2 separate regions of the Homo sapiens genome follow, and region 1 is linked to region 2. The links are chromatin contacts, found by Hi-C or POLR2A ChIA-PET in ENCODE. All regions are on one chromosome and are shown on one strand. Each heading gives the region's core, a stretch centred on a gene start or an enhancer-like site at or near the end of the contact. The rest is flanking DNA. Distances are from core to core; before and after follow the strand shown.

Region 1 (4,537 bases), core at 1,911-4,410, 53 kb after region 2:
GAAAAGAGTCACCCACAGGAATGCAATTTTATCTGAATCTAGTTGCTGAGAATTATAACAATATTATTTATGGCTGGTTACTGATGAACCGGTTTGCTTCTTTAAAAGGTCATTCTCACTTTATTAGCAATTGTTGACTTAATGTAGGTCTCCACCTGAGAAAGCAACTTGCTCCCATGCCTCAGAGAAAGTGCTTAAAAGCAGATTATTAGAAACAGAGGGGTCCTTGGAGGTGGTTTGGTCCTACCATTTTACAGTTGAAAAAAGCTGAAACCCAGAGCTCAGGTAAATTGCTAAGGTCACCCAGGTAGCTGCAGAGTCAAGAATGAAACTTACTAGCAGGCATAAAAAATCAGGCCATCAGCAGAGCATCATGCAGGGAAATTTCCCCTGACCCCTCTGAAAGTTTCAGGAGTTAAACTTCACACCAGCCTTGATGACATGGCACAGATGGAGGCTACTTTTCTTAATCAAATATATTTTAATATGATTTTGGTAATATGATAATCATATCATTTTACCCCCTTCTAGCCCCAGAGTGATTTATCTGTACATTTCACTTCATCCTCACAATAACTCTGCGAGATGGGCAGGATCAGTACGATTATTTCCATTTTCTATATAATTTTAAATATTTCCATTTTATAAATAATTATATATTGTTTCCAATCTATATAGAAATTGAATTTCAAAAGATTAAGGAGTTTGCCCAAAATCACATGGTAAATAAAAAACTTCAGAAGCAGGTCTAGAACCCACGCCTTTTGACTTCTAATCTCGTGCTCTTTCGGTATAAAATACAGCCATGATTTGGTTTAGGCACTCGAGAGCCATGGTGGGAGAGAAGATCACCGCGGGGCCGGTGACTCCGAGACAGGGATCTGTAGGTGCCTGGGCCAGGCTGTCCCTGACTACAGGCTGCATACACCTCACCAGGGTGACAGAGTGCAGGAGGAGGCAAGAGTGGGACAGGGCAGCGTGCACCTTGCACCCCGTGAGAAAACAGCATCTCAGGCTACTACACGAAGGGAAGCACAGGATGTATCCCAGTAAAAACTCAGTAGAGGCCAGGCGCGGTGGCTCACACCTGTAATCCCAGCACTTTGGGAGACCGAGGTAGGTGGATCATTTGAGGTCAGCAGTTCAAGACCAGCCTGACCAACATGGTGAAACTCCATCTCTACTAAATACAAAAAAAATTACCCAGGCATGGTGGCGCATCCCTGTAATCCCAGCTACTTGGGAGGCTGAGGCAGGAGAATCGCTTGAACCCAGGAGGCGGAGGTTGCAGTGAGCCGAGATTGTGCCACTGCACTCCAGCCTGGGCAACAGAGTGAAACTCGGTCTCAAAAACAAAACAAAACAAAACAAAACTCAGTAGAGGTAACCAGTGTCTCAAGGGTCAATGATCTGGGAGCGGAAGTGTGGATGAGACGTGTTGGGCTGGAGCTATACCTCCTGCTGGAACTGCCACGTGTCCACCCCTCACTGTGCCCTGTGGACAAAGCCTTTGCAGCTGCTCCACCATAAGGAGACCCACCACCAACCTCACTGTCTCTATGAGCAGCCACAGGGAGCTTAACTCGTTCAGAGTAATTCAAGTTCAAAGACAGGTATGAAAGCAGTGGGCAGGGCCTAGATCATGCCAGACCCCGGGGACCTGGGGGAACTCAGCTCCTTCTCTTAGGGGCAGTGGTGACATGATGACACTGGCATTCTTTATTTTGTGAGAAGAAGAAATGGGGAGCAGAATGGAAGCAGAGCCCAGGTGACAGCCAAGGCAGGCCCACACACAGTGTCAGAAACAAGGGGATGGACTTGAGAAGTACGGTGAGGGAAGATAGGAGGAGCTGACAGCTAATTATAAACGAGGCAGCGGCAGCCAGGGAGAGAGGGAAGGAGAAAATAATATATAGCCTCACACAAAGATGACAGCTTTCTTGAGTAAATAAAAACTTCTTAAGGCTGAAAACACAGCAGCCCAACTCCACTGCCCAGGTCTCTCGGTTGGCACCTGGTGACTGAGGAGTGGCCCCACAGTCTCACCTCAGTGCCCAGGTGCTCCAGGTCCAATACAGCCAAGAATAAAGTATGTTGTTGTGGGTTCTGTGTCTGGGCATATTGCGATGTAAGGGTTCACATCTCATATGGAGTTTCATCTTGCTAAGAGCATTCTAGGGGTGTGGATAAAATCGAATGCCTTGTCTCAGGCCCCTTCTCCTAAGGGGTGAACAACTCAGCTTCCAGGAAGAAGGCATGGGCACAGCTGACAGCATGGGTGATCTCCTAAGAGGTGGTGCCTTCCATCTAAAGACTCACCCAGAGCTACTTTTTATCTTTTTTTTTTTTTTTTTGAGGCAGTCTCCCTCTGTCACCCAGGCTGGAGCGCAGTGGTGCCATCTTGGCTCACTGCAACCTCCGCCTCCTGGGTTCAATCGATTCTCCTGCCTCAGCCTCCTGAGTAGCTGGGACTACAGGCACCTGCCACCACGCCCAGCTAATTTTTGTATTTTTAGTAGAGACAGGGTTTCACCATATTGGCCAGGATGGTCTTGATCTGCTGAGCTCGTGAACCACCCACCTCGGCCTCCCAAAGTGCTGGGATTACAGGCATGAGCCACCGCGCCCAGCCTCAGAGCTACTTTTTATCTTATAAATAAAATTTCTATCTGAAGCACAATAAAATATGGCAAAAAGAAGGTGAAACAAAGGATATGGGAAGAGATGAAGACCCAGGGTTCCATAGCCCTGTGTCACCGCTGGCCATCCTGAAACCACGGCAAGTGCTGGGGCCAGAGTCTGCCAACCTTGAGTTCAAATGGGTGGCCCTCGTGGGGACCCTAACACTGGTCAGTAAGCTGTGAATCTGCTCTCCTGTGCCTTCAGGAGCCCATGTTGATACTTGGGTTTGCAGGCTTGCCTTAAAAAGCGGCTTGAGTTTCACCATAGATAAAGACAGGCAAGTTTGGAAACAATTCCCGAAAAAAGAATATCCTACAGGGGGCACTTTGAGCAGCCAAAATTAAGACAAAAATCCCAACTCCATGACTTCCTAATTGCCGTATGTCTAGTCACTACAGACTGCTCTAGTTACTCCACAGTAATGAATAGACTCTCTGGTTTCATAGCAATCTTTGCTTTATTAAAGGGTGGGGCTGTGTTTTATCAAGAAACACAACAGGGTTATAGAGCACTGCCGAGACCAGTCAGACAGAATGTCCGCACCTGCAAACTTTTTACACTGCCCGGGAGATGGTTTAAATACAAAAAAAGCACTGCTAACCTCGGCAAGAGGCCAGCGGAGGCCTGTCAGGACAATTCAGCATGCTGCTGGCTTCTTCCGTTTCCCAAAAACAGAAGTCACCATACACACAACAAAAATTCAATGCTGAAAGAAAGTAAAAATAAAAAGGAGTTTTTTCTTCTCCTTCCCCTTAAAGGGAAAGCAGGCTGAGGTCTTTTGGGCACTATTCCTGTGCATCTGGCCATACAGGAGAGAAGGAACATCAGAAGATGTGTCTTCATTGTAAAGAGCCTGCATCTTTACAGGGGGTGCAGCTAGCTACATCTGGAAGTTGTTCAACTGTTACGAAGGAGGGAAAACACTGCTCCTCTGAGACCTCCAATCTAAATTTGGTGCCTTGATTTTTCTCTCGCCTTTCTTTTCTTTTGCAGTATTTACCACACATGGTAACACTGCAGTTATCTGGGGGTGTCTTTGTTTACTATCTCTGTCCCTCCATGAGAAAAGAAATTGGGCCTCCTCCATCTATTTCCTGCTCCTAGTACTGAGTCTGATATACAGAAGGTGCTCAAAAATATCTGCTGAATCAGAGTGGGCCCTTTGGCAACATGTCTCTGTGCCTCAGTTTCTCTGTCTGCCAGGAAGCAGTTGCTGAGAGGACTCGCGAGGACCATCTTCCCTCTCCTTGGTTCCCGAGTTAAATAAATACTCTTTTGCCCACGTGAACCAAATAGTGAAAGACTGGGATCGCTAGCCACGAGCCGCCGGGAAACAAACATTTTTCCTGGGAGGTCACCCCAGCCTTCTTCCACGGAGGCTGACCCGTCTAAGTTCCTTTATCTGATCCTCAAAAGCCTTCGTTTCTCAGCCTTGAAATCTGGGGGCTGGAACTTGCATTCTGAGATGATTCCAAGACCTCCTCCCACTGACTATGTTATTTGAAGTTCTCTGTTTTACAAATTTTAGGCCCCAGGGGGCTGCTGGTATGTATAAAAAATGAGACGTCAAAACAGTTTACCTATGATGTTCACCGTACTATCCACTTCATTTTTTATAGTTGAAGTCAGGACCGCATACTCAGGAGAAAGATCACTTACTCCATTACTAAGCCCCAGAGATGACTCAACTGGTTCTTGCTAGGAAGAAGAAAAGAAAAAAGAATTGAGAACACTTCCTTTCCCCTCCCTTCTCTTAGCTGAAATTCTACCCTCTGCCTACTTTCTTTAATGCTAGGGTCATTCATGTTCAGCTGCCGAATACATTCATCCCCTGCTTCTTTAAACTGGCCTGTTT
Region 2 (4,382 bases), core at 974-3,473:
GAGCTAATTATTTTTCACCCTTCGTTTTCCAGAAACGAGAGTTTTCATGGGCGATGAGGCGGATGAACGTATGAGATTGCAGTAGAAGCTCCAGTATGCGGCGATTTCTGGCTTATTGACCTATGACACTTTTTTTCTGGATTCTTATCTCATTTAACTTTGCTATTTGTATTAGTTTCCAAATGCTACTATAGCAAATTTCCACAAGCTTAGTGGCTTAAAACAACCCAACTGTGTTATCCTACAGTCTGAAGGTCAGAAGTCCAAGTTAGGTCTCACTGGACTAAAATCAGGGTGTAGACAGGGCTGTGTTCCCTCCCGCCTTGGCCAGCTTCTAGAGATGCTCTCACTCCTTGGTTCAAGGCCCCTCTCGTCTTCCAAAGAGAGCCATGTCCGGTCTTAACTCGCATTAACTCCAACTATCTTGACTCTTTTGTCCACTTATCAGGACCCTGTGACTACACTGGGCCCACCTGGATAGTCTAGACTCATCTTCCCATCTCAGATCTTTAACTTAATCTCATCTGCGAAATCCCTTTTGTCATGTAAGCTAATGCTCACAGGTCCGGGGATCAGGATGTGGACATTTTAGGGGTGTCATTATCCTGCCTGCCACGCTGTGGTTATTCACCTTTCTATGTGTTCATGCTTTGGCACCCCCAGCAGATGGGAAGCTCCTCTGGGGAGTGGGGTACTGCTTCTTTGTCATTCTGTTCCCCATAGCAATTGCCCAATTCAGATACTCAGAAGGTATTTTTCAATTAGTTTTCCTTCCTGACTCCTGGTTTGAATAACACAGAAGTGTATTTCTAGGTAGTAGCTGTGTTGAGCCAGCCATGGTATCTTACCTTCTTGCTAGTCAGTGGGATACAAAGATGATTCAATATTGCCCCAATTTTCAATAAATTTGCCAGGTCGGGCACGGTGGCCCTCGCCTGTAATCCCAGCATTTTAAGAGGCCAGAGCAAGAGGATTACTTGAGCCCAGAAGCCCAAGACCACCCTGGGCAGCATAGTGAGACCTCGTCTCTAGAAAAAAATTTAAAAACTTAGCTGGGCATGGCGGTGCCTGCCTGAAGTCCCGGCTACTTGGGAGGCTAAGGTGGGAGGATTGCTTGAGCCCAGAAGTTAGAGGCTGCAGTGAGCCATGATCACACCACTGCACTCCAGCCTGGGTGACACAGTGAGACCATGTCTCAAAATAAATAAATAAATAAATAAATTTGCCTTGCAAAATGTTCAAGATGGCTGGACAGCACCCACAGGGTAAGCTCTTTGACACAGGAACGACACATACAACTAAAGATAAAAATAATGTGATACTTGATTGAGCATAATTTTATGGAGCAGAGGTAGCTAGAATGAGTGGAGAAAGCAACCAGGGAGAAGAGAGCCGAGTGGGTTATTCTCTCCAAATTTTGAATAAAGTCATGGGAAAATCAAAGTAGTAGGAAGGGGTCAAAATGAAGCGTGCAAAGATGTAAGAGTATTATCACGAGAACCCAAGACAGCAAAATACGTGTATGTCTAAATACACCAGAACAGCAAAGGAGAGCTTACCTTATTTAAAGTGACATAAATAAAATTGTAAAACGTAGGGATGCTACTGGAGGCTGAGGGTGGAGGAGACACTGATATAAGCAGCTTTCTTGGTCCTTTGCTTTTGTCGATCAATTTTCCAGGATTAGCTAAAATGCAGCCAGATTTATCCCAGTAAGAAAAAACGTACCCCCTTTCTGGATGCCCAGAGCACTTTGTTTCCTCAGTACAAAGCAGTGACCACATGTGGCTTCAAATTTTGCCATGGAAATCCCCTTACACCCCCTGAAAGCAGATTCAGGTGTGCTAGATGGTATTTTCCAAAGATGAAACCGTCACAGTATCTCCTACTCATGTGCTTCCAGAACTTCGCCACTACCTAGTCAAGACGTAGAGCCTAATTCCGTTTCCTTGAGTCAAGGCAGGTTTGGGACTCACTCACAACCCATAGAAGGCAGTACAATGGATGCTGCCTAGCTTCTAGGTCATCAAAGGCGGCTGAGCTTCTGTCTTGCTGGGGCATTTGCTCTCGGAGCCCTGGCCTTCCACGTGAAGTCCGAGTACCCAAGGCAGCCATGCTGTGAGGGAGGCCACAGTGCCTGGGGAGGACCAGGATGGACGCTGCAGTCAGCGGACCTCATCCTCCAGTGCTCCAGGCCAGGGTTAGACATATAAGGAAAGGAGCCGTTAGACCATAATACACCCCAGCTGCTGCGTTACCCACAGTGGTCACAGCCCCAGCTGTCATGCAGCAGAGACAAGCCACTCCTGCTGTCTAAATTCCAAACCCGCCAGGTGTGGTGGCTCATGCCTGTAATCCCAGCACTTTGGGAGGCTGAGGCAGGCGGATCACGAGGTCAAGAGTGCAAGACCAGCCTGACCAATATGGTGAAACCCCGTCTCTACTAAAAATAGAAAAAAATTAGCCGGGCATGGTGGCACTTGCCTGTAATCTCAGCTACTCAAGAGGCTGAGGCAGGAAAATCGCTTGAACCCAGGAGGCAGAGGTTGCAGTGAGCGGAGATCGTGCCATTGCACTCCAGCCTGGGTGACAGAGTGAGACTCCATCTTAAATAATTAATTAATTAATTAATTAAATAAAATAAAATAAATTCCAAACCCACAGACTCTGAGAGCATAAATAAGATGATCTTTTTAAACCACTAAATTAAGGGGTGACTTCTTATGCAGCAACAGTACCGGGGGAACCAGGTATGAGCAGTGCACATATTTTCACTGAATTTATATTGTTTGGGAAGTTTTCCTGGTTAAGAGTTCCGATTATAGACATTATGTTAACAGAGAAACCAACACCTAGGACGATTAGAGGGTAATCAGTGGCTTCTCCAGGGCTTCAGCTACAGTGATGGGTGAGAGGAACATGACAAGGATCAATTCTGAGAGTGCTGGCCGGGTGCAGTGGCTCACACCTGTAAGCCCTCATTTTGTGAGGTCGAAGTGGGTAGATCGCTTGAGTCCAGGAGTTCAAGACCAGCCTGGGCAACACGGCAAAACCCCATCTCTACAAAAAATACAAAAATTAACTGAGAGTGGTTGTGCTCACCTATAGCCCCAGCTACTCAGGAGGCTGAGAAAGGAGGATCACTTGAGCCTGAGGAGGCCAAGGCTGCAGTGAGCCGTGATGGTGCCACTACACTCCAGCCGGGGTGACACAGTGAGACCCTGTATTTAAAAAAAAAAAAAAAAAAGTATTCTACTTGAAGCAAGAAAAAAATATTTTCTGGAAGGGAATCACTTTCCTAAAAAAGAAAAGTAGCAGAATTTTTGTGCCTAGGGACAACTGAGAATAGGCACCCCCTCACCCATGCTGTGTCCTCCAGGATGAGCTGCCCACAGGTGAGGTGGGGGACCACCACCCAGCTTAGGCAGGAGTGGCCCCTGCAGGGGCAACACAGCGAAGAAGGCTTATCAAGCAGGATGGGGGTTTCCAAGCAGTGCTGCAAAAAGGCCTTTCTGTTGTTTTTTATGTAAGTCTGTTTCATGCCACATTTTGGGTGAAACACACACACACACACACACACATACTGCACAGCTGACAGTGGACAGGACTTCCTGGTGACTCTGGGTAAAGTCATTGTTGCTGGAAGAGAAGGGAAATGCATGTTTCCGGTGAGTTTTGCCTTATGTGGCTAAAATGTGAGGAACTTGGCAAATTTCCCAGTGCAAGAAGTCTATGGGACAGTCTGAAAAAGGAAGGGAGGATAATCTCCACCAGTTACTGAAGTGAAAGTGAACTGTTCTTTTCTGGGGACCCTTCCTTACAGAGAAAGGGTTGAAATGAAAAACACAGCACAGCCAATTTTGTAATATTATCTGGCCAGTTTAGTAGCCTATAGGTATTGTTTAAGGCATTTAGAAATTCAAGTGGTTGTTAGGACTATTTTTTTCTTTGCTTAAGACATCTAACCAATTTTGCATAAACTAGGATGGGGAATATAAAGGCCTTGGTGTTTCTTTTCCAGTTAAATAAATCTATCAATAAATAATTATGGAGCAGGTAACTCCCAAAATGTTTACTTGGATAATGAAATTCCAAGAAAGAGCCTTTAAAATTTGTAGTAGGCTGGGCACGATGGCTCACGCCTGTAATCCTAGCACTTGGGGAAGCCGAGGTGGGTGGATCATTTGAGTCCAGGAGTTTGAGACCAGCCTGGACAACGTGGTGAAAACCTGTCTCTACAAAAAGTTTAAAAATTAGCCAGCCTGTAGTCCCAGATACTCAGGAGGCTGAGGTGGGAGGATCATTTAAGGCAGGGAGGTCAAGCCTGCAGTGAGTCGTGATTATGCCACTGTACTCCAGCCTAGGTGACAAAAGCAGACCCT

Evidence for each region. Hi-C counts contacts between places; a loop is a spot of excess contacts on that map. ChIA-PET counts read pairs that join two places held with the same protein, here RNA polymerase II (POLR2A). Pooled maps may share reads with other maps.
Region 1: a loop to region 2 is called in a map of endothelial cell of umbilical vein, with 5 times the contacts of the local background. The contact joins the enhancer-like site here to the promoter of LINC02363 in region 2. A Hi-C loop is called at or near these places in 11 of 168 maps with a recorded cell type or tissue (B cell, CD14-positive monocyte, GM12878 and 7 more), 15 of 37 single-sample maps with no recorded cell type and 17 of 50 pooled maps. POLR2A ChIA-PET finds 5 or more read pairs at or near these places in 11 of 52 experiments (B cell, GM10248, GM12878 and 6 more).

The regions. Positions count from the first base shown.
Region 1 is chr4:184,403,896-184,408,432 of GRCh38, forward strand. It overlaps IRF2 (interferon regulatory factor 2), which reads right to left. Exons shown (of 9, transcript NM_002199.4): 6 at 4,263-4,380. Among named protein-coding and RNA genes, the nearest start is that of LINC02362, 24 kb to the left of the region's middle. Within about 2 kb of position 3,161, at least 14 of the 41 ENCODE cell types and tissues checked have a DNase peak (open chromatin) inside an H3K27ac peak, as active enhancers do; they include CD14-positive monocyte, heart left ventricle and testis, where a contact is called at or near this core.
Region 2 is chr4:184,351,754-184,356,135 of GRCh38, forward strand. It overlaps LINC02363 (long intergenic non-protein coding RNA 2363), which reads right to left and starts at 2,224. Exons shown (of 3, transcript NR_040108.1): 1 at 1,560-2,224. RefSeq lists an enhancer at 2,225-2,294.